Linked DNA regions of Mus musculus: region 1 is linked to region 2. The links are chromatin contacts, found by Hi-C or POLR2A ChIA-PET in ENCODE. All regions are on one chromosome and are shown on one strand. The core of a region is the stretch at or near the end of the contact, and the rest is flanking DNA. Distances in the headings are between cores, read along the strand shown. Region 1 overlaps Sgsm2 (small G protein signaling modulator 2). Region 2 holds the start of Mettl16 (methyltransferase like 16).

Evidence for each region. Hi-C counts contacts between places; a loop is a spot of excess contacts on that map. ChIA-PET counts read pairs that join two places held with the same protein, here RNA polymerase II (POLR2A).
Region 1: a loop to region 2 is called in a map of heart, with 2.4 times the contacts of the local background. The contact joins the enhancer-like site here to the promoter of Mettl16 in region 2. A Hi-C loop is called at or near these places in 1 of 37 maps with a recorded cell type or tissue (heart). POLR2A ChIA-PET finds 5 or more read pairs at or near these places in 4 of 5 experiments (Patski and embryonic stem cell).

Annotation. Positions count from the first base shown.
Region 1 is chr11:74,846,663-74,849,362 of GRCm38, reverse strand. It overlaps Sgsm2 (small G protein signaling modulator 2), which reads left to right. Exons shown (of 23, transcript NM_197943.3): 23 at 1-99. Among named protein-coding and RNA genes, the nearest start is that of Mnt, 17 kb to the right of the region's middle. Within about 2 kb of position 1,407, at least 1 of the 3 ENCODE cell types and tissues checked has a DNase peak (open chromatin) inside an H3K27ac peak, as active enhancers do; it is heart, where a contact is called at or near this core.
Region 2 is chr11:74,769,351-74,772,165 of GRCm38, reverse strand. It overlaps Mettl16 (methyltransferase like 16), which reads right to left and starts at 1,303. Exons shown (of 10, transcript NM_026197.3): 1 at 1,182-1,303.

The DNA of each region.
Region 1 (2,700 bases), core at 158-2,657, 77 kb before region 2:
TTGAGTTTTGTTTGTTTGTTCATTTGGTTGGTTGGTTTTTGTTTTGCTCAGAAACTATACTCTTCAATGTAACAGACTAATAAAATGCATTTGGCAATGCCTGAGGCTCTGATGGCTATTTGTGGGACTGGCTGGATGCAGTAGCTCATGTGTTAGATAGTTCGGTACATTCCAACATACAACAGTAAAGGGCGACAGCTTATAAATACAAAACAAAAAACAACAAAGACATAAAACCAAGAATGGTGTAAGAGAACCAAAGTTTTTCCTAGTGAAGAGCCACCAGTTGTGGGGCTCTGTGGCATGGGCTAGTTAGGAAGTCGGGTACCACAGAACAGTGGTCTTATACTGGCTTAACTTGTAGGGCCTCTAGACTACAGTTGAGAGGAAGTCCTTCCCGCTTCTGTGCTCCCTCCCCCCAGCTTACTACACCTCTCCACCCCCAGTGAACAAAGTGAGGCATGATCTCAGCGAGGAATGCCATGAGGCCCCAGCTCTCAGAAGGCCACCAGAAGACCTGCCCTCTGAGCCCCTCACTACCACTGAGCACATTTCTGAGATACCTGGATCAGTCTGGGGGAAGGAGCTAGAGGGTGCAGCTGCTGGGAAGGTGTGGAAAGGGCCTGCTTATAACTGCCTCGACCTTCCCTACCCTAGAGTGTTTCTGGTCATATCTTTAGCAGCTTCCTTTAACTCCTGCTTTCTGAGCAGTTTCCCAAAAGCTGAGTGTTCTAGTCCACAGTCCTGACAGTCTGGCACCAGCAACTATAACAGAATACAGGCCAGTGACCAGAGCTGGCCAGGGAAAACTGGGACACAGGAAGCCAAGGCCTGGATATGCCCTTTAGGGAAACACTCCCCACCTCCCTGCCTCCCCAGCAGGTTCTGTAACCTGGGTGATTGTTGAATCCTGCTGTGACCACATTCGCCAAAGGTCTGGGCAAATCAACCTGGGAGGAACCTGCCCCGCCCCTGTCCCCGCCCCGTCTATCCTCTCTGCTCCGCCTCCCTACTCTACATGCTAGCAGGCTATGTAGACACTACAGGGGATCCCACAGCCAACAGAGGTCTCCAGAGGGCTGGGCTAGCATTGGGCTTCATGGACACAGGCGTTGGTGAGTATTCAGGAGCTCTAAGCACAGGGAAGGAGTGGCTTGTTGCTCATCCCAAAGATGGATGGCCCAAGTCTCGGGTGGTCTTCCCAGGGCAGGGGCTTCATTCTATTCGCAGTGCTAGGCGCTGAGTGAGCACCCTCTGAGGAGTATTATTAACCCTAGCCTTCACCTGCGGCACCAGCAGACAGGACAAAGCTTTTCCTGATGCGACCAGCAGAGAGCGCTCACACCTCATGAGTCAGAATTGCTCATGTGGGAGATTGGAACTGACAATCAGCAGGGGACCCCAGAAAATAAGAGTCCAGGCTATTTACGGCCAGCACTTCTTTCCTGAGGGTAATGACGGCCCCACCCCACCCCACTCCTAGCAAAGGGACTGAGGGTTATATACAACCAGAAAACACCCACCTAACCCACACTAGACACAGTTAACAGGATCCTTGGTCTTGTTCCCCACCACTTGCCTCCAAGACAGCCCTGCTCAGAGCTACTTGGTCAGAAGTCCTCTGGACCCAGCCAAGGTCTCCACTTTTTTTTTTTTTTTTTTTGGTTTTTTCGAGACAGGGTTTCTCTGTGTAGCCCTGGCTGTCCTGGAACTCACTTTGTAGACCAGGCTGGCCTCGAACTCAGAAATCCGCCTGCCTCTGCCTCCCGAGTGCTGGGATTAAAGGCGTGCGCCACCACGCCCGGCCTAGGTCTCCACTTTCTAGATCCTGACCCCCAACCTCATTCAGCTCCATAGAGTGGAACAGAGTTAGGACCCAAAGTGGCTTTGCGAAACCCCTTACCATCTGTCCCCAGGTCCTGGGGGCTAGCCTCTGTTATCTATCCCCAGAAGGCCAGGTCAGAAGTGCCTAATGCTAAGGAAAGATATACTGAAGTGAGCAAGCAAAGGACTAAGTTTTGTAGTCTTTTTTTGTTTTCTTTTATTTTTCGAGACAGGGTTTCTCTTTATAGCCCTGACTGTCCTGGAACTCACTTTGTAGACCAGGCTGGCCTCCAACTCAGAAATCCGCCTGCCTCTGCCTCCCGAGTGCTGGTGTTAAAGGCGTGCACCACCACACCGGCTAGTTTTGTAGTCTTAACCAACAAGGTGCAACGGTATGACTTTAGCAAGTCATTGGCCATTTCTGATTTGCTCAAAAGGACTACCTCTTGCCTTATTTAACCGGCTTTTTTTTTTTTTTTTTTTTTTTTTTTTTTAAGATTTATAGCCGGGCGTGGTGGCGCACGCCTTTAACACCAGCACTCGGGAGGCAGAGGCAGGCGGATTTCTGAGTTGGAGGCCAGCCTGGTCTACAAAGTAAGTTTCAGGACAGCCAGGGCTACATAGAGAAACCTTGTCTCGAAAAACCAAAAAAAAAAAAAAAAAGATTTATTATTATATCTAAGTGCACTGTAGCTGTCTTCAGACACACCAGAAGAGGTCATCAGATCTCATTACAGATGGTTGTGAGCCACCATGTGGTTGCTGGGATTTGAACTCAGGACCTCTGGAAGTGCAGTCAGTGCTCTTAACCACTGAGCCATCTCTCCAGCCCCCTTCACTGGCTGTTTAATGAAATAAGATCATGTTTTGAAACGA
Region 2 (2,815 bases), core at 54-2,553:
AATTGAACTCAGGACCTCAGGAAGAAGAGTCAGTGCTCTTAACCACTGAGCCATCTCTCCAGCCTCCCGCCCACCTTCTGTCTTTGAAATTTACTCACTTGGCATTCCCCACACATTTGCTTTAATTAAAAAAAAAACCTTCCCTACCAGTAAACTTCATGAGGGAACATATTTGTTCCCTGCTGTACCCCAATACTCAAAATAGGGCCTGTAAGGGGAGGCACTCAACTGTTGGTTGACTGGGAAGAATATGAAGTCACCAGGAGATCTAGCTCCGAGTGACAGAGCATGTGTCTAGCACGTGCAAGGCCTGGGCTCAGTCATCAACACCAAAGAAAATAAAGGAAATAACTATGAAATACTTTCCATCTGTGTGAGACACACACAGCATTCTCTTTCTGAATGGGCAGCCCAGTTGAGTCTCAACAATAACAAAAAAAGGCTCATCGGAGCGAGTCCAAAACCCAAAAGACCTCTAGGCCAGCCTTCTTTCCTCTTTAAAACTTCATGTTTCCTGGGTTTCTCTTGGCCTTTATCTCTTCACACATCATTTCTTCTAAAACTGAAGCTTATAGGATACTCTAAATTTGGCTTTTATGATGTCAAACTATGGAGGCAATAGAGACAGACCAGCGTTCAAGAGCACCAGCTGGTCTTCCAAAGGACCAGGGCTCGATTCCCAGCACCCGTATGGCTGCTCACCTAGTGCCATGACACAACCCTCTTCTGGCCTCTGCCTGCACTGTGCACGTGCTGCACAGACGTCCAGGCTGGCAAAACACCTACACCTACAAACTGTTTTGTGGGTTTGTTTTTTTTAAGTTTTTAGGAGGAACAGAAAACTCAACAGATGTCTCCCACCTAGACCCCAACACTTCCGTTTTCTCTTCACGCCCCCACCTCACAAACTTGACTTCTCCTCCGCCACTTCCCCGGCTCATCCACACCTTCTTCCCCTGGGTTTCAGCGCTCTCTAAGCATTGGCCTAGGCGAGGGACGAGGCCATCTCTCCTCCAGCTCCTCCCACCTACCGCCGGCCTTCGCGCACACCCGCCCGGGTCCCCGGCTTCTGACCCAGCGGTAAGCCCCCAAGGATCCGAGAACCGGAGGAGAAAAGCAGGTGAGCCGCTTCTTAGGCGATCCTTGTGCGCAACCGGATAAGAGATTTTTGAACCACGCACCTCGCAGGCCAATGGAGCAGGCGGACGGAGTGCGGACAGGCCCGCAATCACCAAGCCCACACCACTCACACAGCCAAGCTCCTGGAAACGCAGATGCTACGCTCCAAGCGCGCCGCCATCTTGCGCAGCCAATCCGCGCCGTGACTGGACAGACTACTCTCGCGAGACTTTTGACTTAGCCTAAAGAAAGAAGGAACTATCGCGATACTTGGAGACGGCGGTGAGTTTTCACCCAGGTTTGGGGGTGTGGTCGGCCGGGAGTCTTCTTAGGTTAGCGGATGGAGAAGACCTCACTAGTCCGCTGGCATGCAGCTATGTGATGGAGCCCGGCCAGGAACTTGGAACTACCCTCCTCCCCTGGCCTTTCTGGGTGCTGGGATTACAGGGATGGGCTACCCCACCAAGTTGTAAACGTTTGTTTTCCTTTGTTTTGAATGTAGCTTTCTTCAGCTCTCCCCAGCCTTACTAAATAGTACTAAATCTAGTCTTGGACAGGAAATAGGAAGGCTAGATGGGTTTGATGGCAATTAACACTTAAGTGCACAGCAAATCTGTGTGATGACACAGTAGTTACAGATAAACCTGTGAGATGGGTAAATAACTGGTACTTAGAAACTGTTTTGGGTGGGATAGGGGACGGGGAAATGGCTACCCTAACAAAAGACCCAGGTTCGAGTCCCAGCCCCAATATGGTGACTCGAAACCAGCTGTAACTCTAGTCCCTAAGTGCCCTCTGGAAGGCACACGTGCACGTGGTGCACAAACATGGAGGCAAACAGCCATACACATAAAGGTAAACCTCTTTTTAAATTCTATTTTTTTTTTTTAAAGAAACTGATTTGGCTAAAAAAAGCATTGAATCTGGACTCACGAAGCAAAAGGATAAAATCCTGGCGTGCGTTTGTTTGTTTGTTTGTTTGCTCGAGACAGGGTTTCTCTGTGTAGCCCTGGCTGTCCTGGCACTCACTTTGTAGACCAGGCTGGCCTTGAACTCAGAAATCTGAACTCAGAAATGCCTCTGCCTCCCCACCAATAGGCATTTCGTTGTCAGTTTTGTACGATGTTCTGTTCCAGATTGGCCAAAGGGTGTTTTCAGATTGTCTGTGTCAGTCACCTGGAATTCCTGGAACAGTAGGACTGATCAAGAAATACTTTTATAGAGCAATGCTAGGCCTCAAAGGACGGGAATGCCTCCTCTGTACTCACTGAGGGCAATTACCTGCATAGACGAAGCTATGTGCTGCAGAAGGAACAGTTGTCTTCAGGGAGCCCAGTTGCTTCCCTCCACCTTGCAGACCAAGCAGAACAGGACCAAGACCACACTGACCTTGGCTACTTTATTAGCTATGCTAATACCCCCCCAATTGCCCTACCCCCAATTTTTCCTTCATTTAACCCTAAGTATGGTGTTATAGGCCTGTAAATCCAAGCATTTGGGATATTGAAGCTGGAGTATGAGTTCATCCTATACTGTCTATCAAGTTCCAGGCCACCCTGGTCTACATGAGACCTTGCTCAAAAAGCCAAAGCGGCAGTGTACCACTAGATCAGTGGTAGAATGCAAAGGCCTGTGTAAACTAACACCACAAAGAAGAGATAGATAGATAGATAGATAGATAGATAGATAGATAGAT